Linked DNA regions of Homo sapiens: region 1 is linked to region 2. A link is a loop called in an ENCODE intact Hi-C map of the cell type or tissue named here. Cell type or tissue: MCF 10A. All regions are shown on one strand. Links, peaks and the distances in the headings refer to the core of each region. The heading gives the core; the rest is flanking DNA.

Evidence for each region. Peaks named below come from ENCODE experiments on the same cell type or tissue, not always from the same donor. Only the 100,000 strongest peaks of a DNase experiment are listed, where the experiment ranks them.
Region 1: a loop joins it to region 2, with 4 times the contacts of the local background. A loop is called at or near these places in 8 of 110 quality-filtered maps.

Annotation. Positions count from the first base shown.
Region 1 is chr6:97,433,465-97,442,474 of GRCh38, reverse strand. All of the region lies in intron 1 of LOC101927314 (a long non-coding RNA gene), which reads right to left. Among named protein-coding and RNA genes, the nearest start is that of MMS22L, 150 kb to the right of the region's middle. In MCF 10A, for the core only: a CTCF peak has its summit at 5,303 (motif pointing right); no DNase peak of the experiment used is centred there.
Region 2 is chr6:97,068,251-97,077,260 of GRCh38, reverse strand. All of the region lies in intron 5 of KLHL32 (kelch like family member 32), which reads right to left. Among named protein-coding and RNA genes, the nearest start is that of KLHL32, 150 kb to the right of the region's middle. In MCF 10A, for the core only: no CTCF peak of the experiment used is centred there; no DNase peak of the experiment used is centred there.

The DNA of each region.
Region 1 (9,010 bases), core at 774-8,773, 360 kb before region 2:
GTTTTCTCACCTTTCACATTTCTTACTTTTATCCTAATGTCCTACTATCATATTTTCTGGATCTCATTCACATACTTTTTATAGATCATTATTCCTGAAAACAAATGAGAATTTGTTTTCAAATTCCAACCAGCCTATAGAATTGAGTGAAGTAGTCCAAGTCTAAATACAACTGATGACTGGACTTTCAGCCATATACATTTCTTAATTATTTTAAAGTAAGTTATAGATAAAGTATTAATGAAGTATTCAAAAAACTTTTATAAAATCTATTTATAAATCTAAAATTATTATACTTTAAATATAGATATGTTTTTTCCTCTTTCAGTTATAGTGTATTTTAAATATTCATTTCAGAAATACATGAATGCCAAAATTAAAATAACCTAGTTAAAATTATCACTAAAATATATACGTATATATATATATATTATATATATATATAATATATATATTCAGCTATATAACCTGAGTATGTGAGTATTTCTTTTAGGAAGCCTTTAGCCTCCAGGCATTCCTTTTAAACTCTTTCTAAGGTATGTCCATAATTATGTTCCCACAATGTGTTACAAGAAAAATATAAATTTCAATGATCTAAAATGATCATGACATCAAGTTTGAAAAATTTTTTACTACTTATGTTGTTAGTCATTAAAAAAATTATAGGCAGTTTAATTTCCAATGATTAACGAAACCACTTATACAATTTTTTTCACATTTTGGTATCAAAAACCTTTATTAAAACACTATTTTGAAAATGTATTTTCTCAGTGGCTTGTACATCCTATCTCAGAATGATTTTCTTTCATTTCCTAGAACTCTGTTTTTGCAAAGAAGATGTAAAGCTTCGTCTCAAAATTAATTATTTTAATTAAAAATAAAGTATTAGTTTTAAAGATATCTGTGACATAAACCATTGAGAATCCTTAATATACACAGGCCATATTAATATTCCTAATGTATACTGTATCATATTCTTCCTATGTATATTAGATCCTTATGGTAAATAGGAAAAGGACAGATTTGATTTAAAACAAAATAAACCATCCTTGCTTTTTTCTTAAAAGGCAAACTATTTCTTTTTAACTAGAAAGTGTTTTATAATTATCCACTTGTTCACCATCCTTAATATAAGAAAGGAAAGTGTGTATATTTATTTTACTAGTTGATAAGTTAAAACATGTCGAAAGAGTACAAATTGTGGTGTTTTCATTAGAAAATATAAATAAAAATATTAAACTCCAAAATATTTTTATTATAAATTGTTTTTAAATGTCTGCTTTCTCTATGAATTTAAAATGATTGGCTTGAGCACAATATTAAGTAAAAAATAAAACAGTTTTCCTGCCTGAAAGACTCCTGAATAAAGAGAAAATTATTTTTGGATTTCCCTCTTGATCAGATATGAAATATTCTGAAACGCCACCACTATAATTTGATAAAAAGCTTGATATCTCCAAATGAAAATAGGACTCAGCACTTTCATTTTTCTGTCTCTAAAGGAACCTGGGTAAACTGATTTTTTTTTTAAATGAAAATCTCAGGCATAAAGGTGGCAGTAATGAAGCAAGCTTAAATATGTGCTGACCTTTGAAATGAACTGCAATCCGCGTTGTTTGGCCAAGGATCTGACTGTGTTACTGTCTCCATCTATTTCTAGCATGAAAGATGTGGGGGTTGGAGCTGCTCTGCTCTCTGGTGGATGTTGACAGCATGGCTGCAAACGCAGCAGCACCGAAAGAGACAGCTACATACCAGGGATCGAAAAATTAACCACACAGCTGTCAGAGACAGAACTACAGCGCAGATATTTTCTAAAAACCTTGATGGCAAGACAAATGATAAATATGTTTCAGTTTTCTAAATGCAGTATATTTTGTGTTAAGAGGAACATTGCTGTTAGGAAGAGGAGGTAAATTGACAATATATAAAATTATCAAGTGATTTGATAAATCATTAAAAGTTTCAGCTAGTTTTCTTAGGGAGTGCACACATAGAAAAGTATACAGCCTCAAGAATCACACTTTTTGAATTAAATACATAGTGAGATTTTAAATAATTGTCAACGTTCCTGGAGTAACATTTTCTCATTATGATTTATTATTATTATTATTATTATTTTGCTTAGGATAAACAGTTCATAGATAATTAGTTTATGCAATATTGAAGGACGTGTCTCTTTTAAATAATTCCTAGGGATTCTCAGAAGCTTCAAAATACAGCCTAGCACCATCTCCTTTAGTTGTGGACCATCTAAAGGTCTGTACCTCAGTTTTATCAGCTATTAGTGGACTGCCTCTACAAATCTCACTCTTTAAAAAATGAAAAATGCATAAAAAACATGCTGAAGAACACTAAAGCTACCACAGTTTGCGATATCGCAATTAAGTGAAGTCTATATCTTTGGTATAATCTATAAGCACTTATAAGTGAAAATGGATTTCCTCATAGAAAAATTTAATACACATCTCCTTGTTCTAGTTTACCATAAACGTAGTCATCAACTCAACAGCCACTGACTAAAATCTCACATTGTGTTCAGCAACGAGGCATATTAAGTGGCAGAAGATATGGTCCTTGCAGTCAATGATTTGCAGGCTTTGAAGAGTGGTATGTATGTAAAAAAATGTTAAATGACATAAGTCAATAGTCAGTCAAGCACTCAATTGAGCATGTGGTATAGTTGCATCTGATATGAGAGAATCAAATGCTGATATTGGAATGATCCTGAATTGCCATTTCTCACTGGTGTTTTACTTTCATTTGGATCACCTATTCCAGTCTCTTAACAACAACAATAACAAAATACAGAACTTGAAAATAATATTTTCTTGTGGCAGGAATATAAAACTCAAGAATGTTGAAAGGAATGCTTCATAAAATTAGCTATACTAAAGGAAACATTATATATATGTGTGTATATATAGACATACATATATATTCCAAATCCCTGATCTAGCAATTTTTAACCTCAATAAAAAGGACTATTTCTATTCAGTAGTAACCAGAGATTTTGATTGAGTTATGCCTCCTAGAGGAAAAAATTATGAGAAACCTGGATATAAAACATTGATTTCTTTATGGTCCAGAAAAAATGTATTTAAGGGAATTTTAAGGTACATATGAGTTAAAAACTATTTATAATATTTCCTCTCTCATTCAGCAAATTTTGGATTTCCAATGTATATTCCAGAAGTCACATTCTCTAAATGAGTAAATAATACAGGCGCGACTTTTTTAAAAAGTGCCTTGTTGTACCTAAGTGCACTGCAGGACATCTGGCACATTTCATTCTGAAATGATGTTTATCCACAGAAATGCCATCAGTGGAAGATGTATTGAAAAGCTGAAGGTCTATTAAGGGAGTATGGGACAGCTGCATACATTCTGTAATCTGTATAAGGCCATGGAAATGACACAGCAATACCCCATCTGTGGCTTTGGTTTACAGAGCTTTGAATAAAAATTCAAGATCAAACTTCACTTGTTACAGAAAAGAAGAATGCTAAAAGAAAGCTGGTATTAATGGGCTCAAATATAAAGGTCTGTTACTGTTACCTTTCTCCTTAATATAAAATATTTTATGGAATTTCTACACCTTCAATAAATACTAATATTATATATTCACCCCTTAATGTTATTTGAAAAACTGCTTGTGGAGAACTACAGTTTGCACTTTTATAATTTAGGCCATTTGTGAATAGGCTTAAAACTTGCAGAAGTGCTAGGACGGAGTAGGGCAGATGTTCAAACTTCCCTATTTGGGCCTGCCAAGTCCTTCATTCTGGACCTACAATACCCCAGCCAATTCAAAACTCAATGTCTCTTAATAGAGATTACTAATCAAGCTGATTTATGTGGTAGTTTAGGAGGTGGGGTCATTCTTTTTTTAGTGGTGTTGTTTCTAAAGAAAGTTTAATGCTCACAAAAGCCTCAGATTGACAGCTCCACAAAATGGAAATTCACAGAACAGAAGTATCACATGCTAGGGGGATACAGCCACCCCTTATGCTAACCTGCCAATTCACAATTTCAACCTGCAAGGATCTGCCACCGAATTCAAGAGATTAATTCAGTCCCTGTGCCCGTTCAATCCTTTGCCAATAAGGAGGCCAATTAGTTTCAACTACACTGGTTAGTTTACTTCTGCCTTTATTTTTTTCTAACGGGGGCATTTTCTCTCCATCATTTGGATGATTTTGACCCCCAATTCATTTCAGGTTACTATGAAATGGCTGTCAATCACTTGAAACCAAAGCCTAATGTGACCCAAGGCCTGAGGTGAAAAGTTCAGTCATTAGATATTGAAACCATCCAGCTCTCTACTGTGGTGAGTTTCATACAGCTCACAGGAAAACAACAATGAAATTCATAATATTAATAAGTTCAAACTCATATTGTAAATCTCTATTTAAAAATGACAGTCAACTAATTAACACGTTTAGCTGGCCTCAGTTAACTTCCAGTCTAAAAATGTCAATTGGAAGCTTTCATTAACTCATATATATATTTCTTTTGTGCATTCATAAAATAAATATATCTCAGAAAAGTTATATTTTTGTCAAGAATTAAAATATTCACCATATTGAATTATGACTTAAATTTCATTTTAGCCTTATATTCCTAGAAAATAAAGTCTCAGTAATGCTATAAAAGTGCAATGTTACCAAAAAAAGGTAAAGATACTTCTGAGATTTTTTTAATTTAGCAAATGAAAATATTCGATGCAAATATGGTGCTACTAACACCTGAACTCCGAAGGATAGTAGAGAGATGAAAGAATAAACAAATAAATTGAAGAATAATATATTCTTAGTAGGGAGTAAATGTGTAGGATTTTTTTTCCAAAAGCAGAAATAGGTGAAATAACATTTTAATTCTTCACAAACATTTATTTCCGAAAAAGAGCTAACAGAATGGGTTTTAATATTAGGAAGGGGAACAAAGAGCCTGAGGCATCTGAGGGAAGGGGGTGTGCATGATGAAGGAGGAAGGATCACAGATGAGAGATTGATCCTGAAGGCTTCTGTTGACATTGTCTTTGTGAATAAAGCATCTACTATGCCCCCAAGTCTTCCACTTGGCACAAGGCTAATGGGATTTGCATATGCCACAATAAACAATAGGTCTTTAAACAACATGCTGGCAATGCTAGACAAAGATCGAGACTGTGATATTTGGTAAATATATTTCTGAGCTATCCGTATTTATCTCCACTAAATTCAGAAACTTCCAAGTTATTTTCTTCCCCCTGAACTGCAGTCAGGAATTCACAACGGCACAAGTTCTCTAGTCTACCCCTAGAGGGCAATAGAGAAGGCAAGAACATTGTGGTTTGTAATCCAAAAAGGTGGAGAATGGGTAGGGGGCAGAAATAAAAAAATGTTTAAAAGCAAGCAAATTTATCAGTACAGCATTTCCAAGGACTGACAGCCAATTTTATCCTCAAAAAGTACTTAGTGTTTCATAAACCAAAAAAATTAATCCTATTTCTGCTACAATCTACTATAAGTATCATTATTAATGCTTAGAAAAATATCCAGAAAGTGCAGCTTAAAGAGAAGGAACACCAACCAAAAACCACTCAAATAAAACCAAAAACTTTTTTTTTTTTTTTTTTTTTTGAGACGGAGTCTCGCTCTGTCGCCCAGGCGGGACTGCGGACTGCAGTGGCGCAATCTCGGCTCACTGCAAGCTCCGCTTCCCGGGTTCACGCCATTCTCCTGCCTCAGCCTCCCGAGTAGCTGGGACTACAGGCGCCCGCCACCGCGCCCGGCTAATTTTTTTTGTATTTTTAGTAGAGACGGGGTTTCACCTTGTTAGCCAGGATGGTCTCGATCTCCTGACCTCATGATCCACCCGCCTCGGCCTCCCAAAGTGCTGGGATTACAGGCGTGAGCCACCGCGCCTGGCCAAAAACTTTGAGTTAATATGAATAACATTGTTTTTAAAACTTATTCAAAACTTTATAGTGTCCATATTGATACAAACACCTCTAAACTTAAAATAACCATTAACAATCACTGGCAATGTAAATACATGAATAATAAATCTGCTTTTATTTCCAGTTGCATATTTATATGACATTTACATATGTATGAAGATCTTTTAAATGTTTGTTTTGACTAATTTTAGAAATCAAAAAAACTTGCCAAAATAATACAGAGTTCCGTATACCCCAACTCAGTTTCCCCTAGTGTTAGCATTTTGTACTTAGACATAGTTATCAAAACCAGGACACTGATTTTTGTACAATAATATCAACTAAACTATAGACTTCATTCAAATTTCTCCAATTTTTCCACTAATGTCCTTTTTCTGTTATAATGTCCCATCCAGGACACCACACTGCGTTTCTTTGTTATTTTTCCTTAGGCTCTTCTAATCTATAATTGTTCACCAGTCTTTCCTTATCTTTCATGACCTAGAAACTTTCTAAGTTGTGAGTTTTGGCAAGAATACCACAGAAGAGATATTGTGTTCTGTTCAGAACATCATTTCAAGGGATTCATGTTGTCACTATGTGTTACAACTAGTGTTAACATTGATCGCTTGACTAAGGCAGATTTCTGACATTTTTAAAACTAGAAACTTAATTATATTCTTTTTATACCAAAATTCACAGCCTTTTAAATGTACTTAATAACAAAAACTTCCATACTACCAAAGTAGAATAGCCAAGCTAGTGACTCAGTAATATTCCTTGAAGAATAATATATGCTATTAGTGTACACTAGTCCTTGAAGAATAGTATAAGCACTGTGCTCGGTGGGCTTCTTAAGTGGAAAAAAAGAGATTTTGATTAAGTAAATATTATTGTTAATTGTCCCTTTTTGTAAGACCCAAAGGCACTTCTTCAATATAAGAACATATATCCCCTCATATCATTGCCAAATTTGAATTATATCTATCACTCTACTCATGGTGTCTTTTTGCCTGCATGCTCTTCCAGACCAGCTCAAAACAGTTCAGAACCATAGGATGGAGAAAAGAGAGCTTCATATCATATTTTCTAATGTCCTTTTTTATGGCATAGTCACAGCAGAATGATCCCAGGTGGAGAGAACAGTTCAATGGGAAATATCATTAATACAAGAGGGTCTCCAACTAAAACTACAATAGTGGATTGGTCTAGAGACCCTAAAACAACCCTCAGAGATATAAAGTGAGTATGAGACATCAGTTCTGGAGACCTGGAAAATCTCTGAGAAAATGCCCAATGGATCCTTCAGGCTATGTCAACAACCACTGCAGTCTCTTGGCCTCCAGGGTGCTTCCTGTGGAATCACTGTCTCCTATGCTCTTCATTGTTCAATTCTAATGTGATGTCCACTAGGAAGCATGCCCTGACCTCCTACAATCTACATCAGAGAGAAGCGATAGCCCCTCTTATTATATAATGTGTAGTTTCATATTACTTTACCCTCTTTCACCATTCTGGCACTTATTTCTTAACATCCTTTTTCCCGACTATGCTGAGAGTCTTTAAGGATATGAATATGAAACATATTTGTTTCCCCAGTGCCACCAAGCAATGTGCCTGATACCTGTCGATACTCAACAAATGTTTGCCATGGCATATAGCTAGCTCTTCTTTGGTGACACAGGGTTCAATCAATTTGGGATACTACAGAAGATTCTTTTAGCCCTTGTGAATAGGACAATAAGGAAAGAAAATCTATTGAAACAAGCAAATCATCTGAGGCTCCTAAAAGTGAAGAAGAATAATTTTTCACACACTATTTCTTTTAGATTTTTTCCCTTAAGCTTAATTTTAAAGTTCCACAAAAGCATAGCGGGCTTGTTCCACTTGAGACACAATAGAAAATTGAGAATAGAAAGGATAAAATGCAATTTTGCTTTAGCCACCAATTACAGAGGTTAAAGAAAAATATGTCCTAGGTCAGGTGCAGTTGCTCACACCTGTAATCCCAGCATTTTGGGAGGCCAATGTGGTAGTATTGCTTGAGACCAGGAGTTTGAGACCAGCCTGGCCAACACAGTGAGACCCTGTCTCTATGAAAAATTTAACAAAAATTAGCCAGGTTTGGTGGCATGCACCTGCAATCCTAGCTATTCAGGAGGCAAAGGCAAGAGGATCCCTTGAGCCCAGGAGTTCAAGGTTACAGTGTATTATGATCATGCCACAGCAATCCATCCTGGGCAACAGAGTGAGACCCTGTCTCAGAGAGATAAAGAGGGATGGAGAGAGAGAGAAGGAGAGGAAGAGACAGAAAGAGAGAGAGAGAGAATGTCCTTTCTCTTAAGTATAGCATGGATTGGTCACTACCTAAGTAGATATAGACACTGTCTCTCTGATATACTCTGGATGCTATAATTAAAGGGTAGGGGAGAGGGAATAAGGAACCCATAGAGCCTCTGCTTAGAAGAAAGGAGATAGCAAGAGCAGAAATCATAGCAAAAAGAAAGAGATGTACCTTGGAAGGACCTTGCCATTGATCCTGTAGGGTAAGATTCTAGGACACTTAGTTTAACTCAATTCAATGTTCATTTATAGCTACTATCATCTTCAAATCAGGAGTCCAGCTGGGAGAGAGCTATAGTTATTAGTGAGAAATTAATTGAAAACAATTTTTATTTTAGGGCATTTTGTGTGCTTTGTTGTGTTTGAGGATGCAAGAGGAGGGATTATTGAACGCCAAAATTCATGCAAGTCCCATCTGTCCTTCAATTCAAATAACACCATCTCAAAATTTTAACCTAGAAGTGACTGACAGCCCATTATGTACCATGTGCTACATGCTGGGAATAAAAGGACAGTAACACAGCCTCTACATTCGAGAGTACTTACAAATCTCACTAAGGCAGCAAACTTCTCTTATACAATGAGCCAGAACTATAGAATACAAACATAAACAGAGGATATGAGAAAATAGAAGCAGGAATAACTAACTTAAATAAATAAATCCAAGAACTAGAAGTCACTAATGAAGTGACAGAAAAATTATACAGAATAACAAGGGGATAGAGAAAAACCCCAATTATTTCA
Region 2 (9,010 bases), core at 403-8,402:
CTTGTGAGAAAGGGGAAGTTCTGTAATATAAATGCCCTTCCCTTCTGCGGGACAACCCAGATCAGATTCCATCTCCAGGGAAAGGCAGGCCACTCCAGCTTGGAGGACTTTCCCTCCTCTGACTTTTAATTGCACTTGCTATTTGTATCATTTGTTTGACTCTTCTCTCTCCAGCTGTGCATAAAGGTGCAGATAGTATCTTTAGTTCTTTAGATCTTCCTCTCTGTCTTCAGAAAGTGGCTACCTAGCAAGTTTTGATTGATATACAGTGGGTAGGCAAGAAAAAATGCCACATCTTTAAAATTTCAAATTTTATTGCTTTTATTTCTTAGTTTATGGCAAAAACATAGATTTTCCTGCTCCTCTAAAAATATTTAAATATTTTACAATGTAAATAATTTATTAAATATTAATACATTTATTTAATATTTAAATAAAGGTACGTGCCTAGAAATGTTAGCTACACTGGAGATAAATATGGCAACCTAAAAAGATGGGAAAAAGCTATTTCCTGAACTTTTCAGAACTGTGTGCTACTTTTAGCATACGTATGCACCATGAGGTGCATTGCCATCTTAGTCTTCATGATTTAGAAATATTATAAGTACACCTAATTGTGCATATTTACTTAGGTTCCTAATTTCATAGTTTCCCTGTCTCCTTCACTGGGTGGTAAACTGCGGGAACAAGGCACTGGTGGTGTCTTTAGTTTAGAGCTGTAGGAAAAACACATGATTTGGAGCTGACCCATCTGGATGGCCTCAGGAAGTGGTTAATCTTTTCAAGTCTAATTTTCTCATCTAAAAATTGCGAAAAGTGACACTGCATTCCAGATCTGTGATAAGGATTCTCAAAAGTGCAGATAAAGTACCTTCTACATAGTAGATGCTCAACATACAGTAGCTATCATTACTCCCTTTTACAAATGCTGTTAACAGTACTTAAACTATAGCTTTGCATAGTCCATACTCACTGAGCGGGTAAAGGGAAGAAAACACTGAATGTCTAATATGGACATTGTTTTTCTATGAGTGTCAGCAAAAACCATAGCTGTCATTTCTTTTGTACTCAAAAAATACTTCACTGGAGATAAGCAGGGAGAACAGATAGAGACATTATACTGGACCATAAGCAAGTATGTATTACTATAATATACTCTGGTTCTCAAGCTCTATATTACTCATAGCAGAAAAGGCACATGGAGAAATCTACGGATGGGGGAGCTGCATTTCTTTATGACCTTATTTGAAAGATAAACTCCTTGGGGAAATACAATTTATTCAGATTATCAAGACCCCGCTGTGCAAATCTACAGTCTGGGAGCACACTATGGAGATCAAAAAATATTTACTTTATTCTGTTGGGTATAAAAGCTTTTAATGAATGCATAATTAAGACAAAAAAGTGTATACGGCTTTAGAAATTCCACTGCTGAGCCAAGCCATTAATATCCAAGGCACCATACCCAGTTGTGATTCCACCTGTTTCCTATTTTGATTACAACTGAGTTATAAATCAAGGTATTATGTGACTACCTAACCTGGTGCTGCAGGAAAGGTTGGTACTCCAGGAGTAGAGAAAGCAACATAAAGGGGGCTGGTGTGGATGTGCGGTAAGGTCTGGCCTTTGGAACAGGTTGAAACAAACCAATAAATAAACAAAATCCAAACCTTTTAATAGCCTTGGGATCAGTTATATAGGAAAGAAGTTATCATGTTTATTGTGCATGTGAAGGGCTCTGTGAATTTTCTCAACATTGTCATAGAGTTGATAGGATAAAGTCTAATTGTTATAGAAGAAAAAATGAGCAATTCATTGACAATGCAGGCCAGATAACTTGTAATATGATAAAATAATCAAACTCAGATATGTTTATATGTATAAACATACAGAGAGATATAGGCATATTTTGTATATAAATATGTAAATATGTATGGACAACTGTATGTAATGATATATTCAAACATTGATATGCATATGTATATGATACAATTTGATTAAATGAAAACAAAGTATTAGCAGCAATTCAAAAGTACAAGGAAAACTCCAGCATGCTCTAATTTTTGGAGTCTTGCAAGGCCTATTTAAATACATTTGTGCTGTGTAACAGAGGAATTCTACAATTAGGTTACTAGTACATTTTCATAATCAATTGTATGCATAATACCCAAGGCTCATGAATAATTTTATATTGTTCCTTGGGAAATTCTCTAGTAAGCTGGAAATCTAGTAGGGAGGAAGTGAAACATAGCCGTCAACAATAACTAATAATTCTGGCCCCAGTCACTACGTGCTGCAAAATGCTGTTTCAAAGTTCACTAAACCTGACTCAGCACGTAAGGAGATTGCCAATGAATATGGAATATATATAAGAAATTAATATATATATATATTTTCTTTTAATTGAAAATAGTTTATCTGAGCAACTAGGGTTTTAAAACTAAAATTTCAATAACTGTACTTTTTGAACCAGGATAGGCAAAATCAGTTTAAAAATGTTTAAAAGAATAGTATAGAAGTCATTATCATCTATTTCCCTACTTGCTCTAGTACACAAAGTCAGATTGCTGAAAATTAGCCCAGTACTGCAGACTTTAAATCATCCCTCAGTATGTCAATCATAACTTAATAAAGTAGTTTTTTTGTTTTTTTTTTTTAAATCCCTCACTTACCTACAGACTGTCTTAATCATTATTACGAATAAGAGTGAGACCTGGAAGGTTTTTTTGTTTGTTTGTTTCAGATTTGCATTATTTTCGCTTTTTATCTTTTGGATGCTATGAAGCATACATAGCATCAATATCTTTATGTTACTAGGAGCAATTCAAATTCATCTAAATGTGACAAATACACTTTCAAAATCTGAATATCAGTGACTTAACAGTCAGGTACTTGATAAAAAGCAGTGTGGCAACAGAATCTAGAGCGGGAGTTCTCAAACTGTGCTCCCTAGTTCAGACATCAGCATCCCTCAAAACTTGTTAGAATACAGGTTCTTAGGCCCTCCCCAGACCTCCTGAAACAGGAACTCTGGAGTGGGGCCCAAGCAGTCTGTTTTAGCCATCCATTCAGATGATTCCTTGCATAATCAAGTTTAGGAATCATTACTCTGGAGTATGCATTTCAGTGAAGACAGGAATGACTCTGTCCTGCATAAATATACTGTTGCAGCAAACAAACTGTGTGACCCGAGGCCTTCAACTGTGCCTCTGAAGTAGGCAAACGTTATACTGAATGTTCAGGACTGAGGCCAGGGTATCTGGAGCCAAGTCCATGACACAGACAAGCAGCCACTTCCTAGGGCCTGTGGCACATGCCCCTTGATGTGCAGCAGGAAAAAGGTTGGTAGCCTGGTCTAAAAGATACTTGTGGATAGACAGTGAGGAAGAGGGGAAGAGAAGTCTCCACCCCTTCACACTCCTTTCCTTCCTCTGGAAGGAAAGCCAGAGGAAAGAAAGACAGCTGGAGGGAAATGAGACACATGGATAGCATTCTCCCAGTAAGGAAAAATTCAGATTTTTTTTCTTTTAAATAAATACACAGTTTTTATGTTCCCTAGTCAGGAAGCATAGGATATCATGCAACTTTATAATCAAAGTTTCTATCATAGGGAGCTCTTATGGTACATGCAGAAGGAATCCAATCAGACAATATGTGTTTCTAAGTACCACCATGCACTAGAACTAGAGATGAAAGACTTTTCCAATTGTTTCTTGGATTCTGTATACCAGGATGGAGAAAGATGTTTTAATTATAGAAAGGGCAGGGGAAACAATACAACAAAATTTTCTGTCTACAAAGTGTCAATACCATGTATTGTGTTGCTTTTGTCAAAGCATTATTTTATTATTTATTAAAGTACAATTTCAGTATGATGTTTTCAAATTTCAGAGGCAGAAAGAAAGTGACGGTTCATTTAATTATTTGTGGCTTCTAAAAAACAATGTATGCATTTCAGCAAAATCAAAGAGAAGTGGCTAAGAGGAAGAATATCTTTTACAGAATGGTGATTATTCCCCAAAATTTCAGGAACAGATTTGTCCAATAGGTTGTCAATTTGAAGTAGGCAGAAAATTTGCTGACATTTCCAGAAATGAGGGAAGACAGGGGTGAGGGGATTGGGTAGGAGGATAACTGTGGAATTAATAGAGGAATTCACAGGTGAAGCACCACATTATATCGGCTCTGGTTTATAGAGCACTCACCGATGTAGGATACTGTGTTTGTAAGATACTTTGCATGCACTATCTCATTGAATCCTTCAACATCCCTAAAAGGTAGACTGTATATAGGATACCATATCTGTATTTCACAGATGAGGAGTTGGGGGGCAAAGAGGTTAAGTAACTTGTCCGACATCACACAACTTTGGGACATAAACTTATGTCTTGGGGAGACAGATAAGTAAATTAACACAAACAATATGGCCTCCCAGAAGATTGCCCATAATTAAAGAAGAGGAGGAAGATATAATTCCAACTGAGTAGATTGATCAGGCAACTCTGGAAGAGGAGACAATGTGAGCCAAGTACTTGAAAGTTAAATAGGAATTCAGAAGGTGACAAAGTGAGGGAAAAATAATTCACAGAAAAGGAGGTTTCGTATGAAGAGGATTAGGTACAGGGAAATGCACAAAGTTCATAATGACTGTGGAACAGGCATTGCACATGGGTAGTAAATTGTCAAAAAAAAAAAAGCCAAAGAGATAGCACATTTCATAATAAAGACAGGCCCTGTGTACCAAATTAAAAGGAGTGAACCTCATCCTGAAGACTATGTGAACCACATTCATCATAATGAATAATTTTAAGCAAGGATATGACATGATCAGGTTGTGATTTTTTTAAAAAATCAATCAAACAGAATTTTTCATGGATTAAGAAAACTTTTCAAAATCTATCAAACAGAATTTTGGAATTCTGTACTGGAATGGGGCAAGAGGGAAAGCAGGTTCATCAGTTAGCAAGAAGTTGCTTTAGTCCATAAAATAAGTAATGTGGATCTGATTGAAGACAGTAGTAGTGGAAAGAGAGACAATGAGAGAGATTTAACAAGTTAAGGGGGTGGGGCTGAAAGGTCTCTGTGTCAGTGTATGTGGGGCTCAAGGAGATGGGAGATTCTAGGATGACTCCTGGTTTTCTGGCTTGGGTTCACACTCAGAGAGGTCATGTGCCTGAGAAATACCCAAGCCGAAGTGTAGACTAGGCAGCTGGCCTGGAGCTAAGACAAGCTGTCCATGGGGTACAGTCAGAATAGGGTACATTATAGAGACAAGAAATAGAAAGGACATGGTTCTGCAACCAAAAGATGGAAAGCTAGCTTGGATTTTAGGGAAAGAAATTGTTTTGTGGACCAGACAAATAACTTAGATTGTCCAGTGTTGATTAGCATTAGACTACAGGCAGGGAGCGCAGCTGAGTTATTGCAGGGCAGTCCAGGAAAAATAGTCCCAACCCGAATGACGTCAATGACAAGGAGGAGAAAGAGAAGGTAGCATATCTGAGAAAGATTTAAATGGCTAAACCAACACTATTTAGTGGAATTCATGAGGTCTTGGCAGAGTGTAAGATTATGCCAAGGTTTGAGTGACTAGAAAGATGATGGTCCCTTAACAAAGACAGGGAGGATGAGGAGGAACAGGTGTGTGAGACTGGGCAAAGGCGAATTTGGGCAGCATGTGGCATATCAAGTGAAATGCTGGCTGAACATACAGGGCTGGAGCTCAGGAGAGAGGGCTGGAGTCAGTAACCCTCCCCAGATGCATGAAAGAGAGTGATAGTGAGCAGAAGGGAAGGGTGCCCATGCAGAGCTCCCATGCTTTGAGGGACAGTCAAGGAGCTAATGGAAGAACACTTGTAAAGGTATTGAAAATGAGTAGGAGGAGAATAGGAGAGAGCCCCGAGAAAGAGAGGAGCAGGAAAGAATGCAGCTCCCGGTGTTTAAATGCTGTAGAGGAGTCACTTAGGATACCACAAAGGCCTGCTGCATCAGACAATAAGGAGGCTTTGGTGACCTTTGTTGGAAGAACTTTTGAGGAGTAATGAAGGCAGAACACTGAGTTCAATGGGCCTGAAGAATGAACAGGAGGTAAGGAGTGAAGACACTGGGTACAGTTGGGTAGTGAGGGCAAGGAGCAGCTGCGGTAATGAGAGATGAAGAAGAGTGTCTCCTGCCTTATTGATCCTATTTATAAACTGAAAGAAAAGTGCCAGTAAAGTAGGAGAAATCAAAACCAGAGGAAACACAGGGCGTAACTGATGGAATAAGGAGCAGAAAGGTGGTTTAGCTTCAGGAAAGAGGAGAGACATTTCACCATGACTAGAAATATTTACAGATGGGTGGGTGGGAGAATAAATATCTCAAATGAAACACAGATCTTCTTTTACACACCCCCCACCAATTTCCAAGTATTAATAATGGAACTCAGTGAGATTGATGTTTGTTTGTTTTGATTATTGATTCTGAACTCTAGCATGAATAAAATCCTGGAAACACTTCATTTTTAAGAAGAAAAATGCATACTGAAAGTGATTTTAAAATCACCCAGCTGACAACAGTTAGCTTAGGTTTGAAATGACTAATATTATTAGTGAACTCTTTCAAGAGATATTCTTTCAGGAGAATCTTTCTCCTCTTTAAAATCCTCACAAACGAAGATACAGTCAATCCTACATTATCCATATAACAGATTAAAATGCTGAAATGACTTCCCTGGCCAGCCAGTGTGCCTCTGGGCTGTCGCTTCCTGACATCCTTTAGTGTGGGCTTAGGGAATAAAAGCCAACATAATAGCATATGAAAAAAATTAATTGGGACCCTAAAATGGCTACTGCAGATCTTATGATGCATTTCAAAGCCAAATATGAATGTTATTTGGCAAATATGATATTCTGGATTACCCATGCCAGATAGCAAATACTCTTGATTAGAACAAATAATTACTAGTTGGCTATGATTTAATAGGTCTGATACATTTCCACCCTTTTTGATCATTTTCGCTGATTAAAAATAATCCAAAAGATTAAACCACTTGTAATATGTTTTCCAAACTTTGTACTTTAACTTTCTCCAAACACAAAAGCCTCAGCTCTAGTGAACTATGGAACAGCACTCAGTGCATTTGATTATGAGTATATTAAATATATATGTTGGTACAATCATTTGTCTTCTCTAATGTGGGAAAAAATGGTTCAGTGTTGAAGAAAAATGAACATGAGTTATAACTTCTCCTCAATCTTGAGGAGAAGTTATTGTCTTCAGAACACCCACTATATATTATGTATTTGGGTGATACTCTTAATTTAATAATTAAAATTATAATAATACATTGTTTAGAAGAGATAACCTCCTATAAGTCATTGTAGTATTACTTAATTAAAAATGATAATCTATTATAATACTGTAAAATATGTGAGCTCCTCAGTGTCAAATTTAATCCCCGAAGAAAGTATTTTTAACAAAAAAATGTATTCAGTGGGCAAAACTAATGAAAGGCTGGTAGTATATTTTTCCTACTATAACATAAATTTTAATATTTAAAAAGCAGAGAAAAATTACTTAATGGAGGCACCTTTCAATCCCTCAGTACATAATGAACTCCCACGATGTGAAGGGAGGGAGGGTATAAGGCATAAAATCAGTATAAGGTGTGATCCCTCTGCTCGAAAGCCCCACAGTGTAACTGGAGGTGGTGAGACATTTTCCAACTACATTAAACCATGTGCAGAATGATGCAAAAACAGCACTCAGATACCTTCAGCCCTGATGTAGGTATTTCAAGAATCTAGTGCTTCTCAGAATTGAAAGTGGAAACATAGTTTCTTACTGAAATTGCCATTGGTACAAAAAAAAAAAAAAAAAGGAACAAAATCACCCAGAATTCTCCTTAACTCCCTAGTGAGAGAATAGCATTTTTTAAACCTTTGTACCTTAACTGAAGAGAGAAAATAACTAATTTTCACTGTAGCCCACTTAGTGTAAAATTTAACGAAGACAAGGGATGCTGAGTAAACATCAGTTACAGAGAAGGAGATTTAGGGCAGGACCCTTTCTCCCTCCTGTTCCCTTTATGTTCCTCCTTGGCTTCTGAGTGAAGAATAGTAAGAATTTGGGCTTTGCTTTACTCGATGATCCACATGTGCACGCTGTAAACAGAACAATGCCTTCAATCTGAGGAAATGATCTTTCATGCTGTAAAAACAGAAAACAAAACAAATGCAACAGACCCCCCCCTTCTCTGTTTCCCTTACAATGATAAAATGCTCTACCTATCGCCCTTGCGTCCCAGCCTCTCACATCCCAGCAGCACGCCTCCTCTTGCAGGTCACGTCTTTCACATAAAAGTGCTAAACTAATGCCGCTTAATGACAAATTAATGTCCATGAATAAAAAATACACCTCTAATAGCATAGAGTAATTTGCCATTACAATATCATCATTGGACATGCCCCTGGTTTAATACGATGTATTTAATTCATAACCTAATGAGTGATATATAAAAAGAGGGAGATGAACCCTGCAATTACATTTATGTGAGTCTGTCACCTTATTTGTAAAACCTTAGAGTCATTTACATTCAAATTAGAACAAATGAGTGATTTCACAAAGTGTGCTGATAAATGACCACAGCAGCCCAAGACAAAACTGTATTTCCTGTGAACACATTAACAGTTTCCTATTATTTGTTAAAAATTACAGTGCATATTGCCCAGTGTGGTGTGAATAATGACTTTTTTACTGATTAGGTCAGAAGACTAATATGTAGCAAAATAAATAATTTTTCTTTTCATTATTTTTTCTGATTTTTGCTTTAAATTAACTACTGAATTCTGGTGGATTCACACTGCCACCTGCTGTCTAGCAATAGATATTAAACCTATATTCCTATCAAAAAGGGAGTTGCGTATTCAGTACTTTGGTGGTTTTATTTGAAAAGTCTACATGATGGTTCTGTTTATCAATACATTTAAATTGCATATTATTAAAAAGACAATGATACTTGGTGCACATA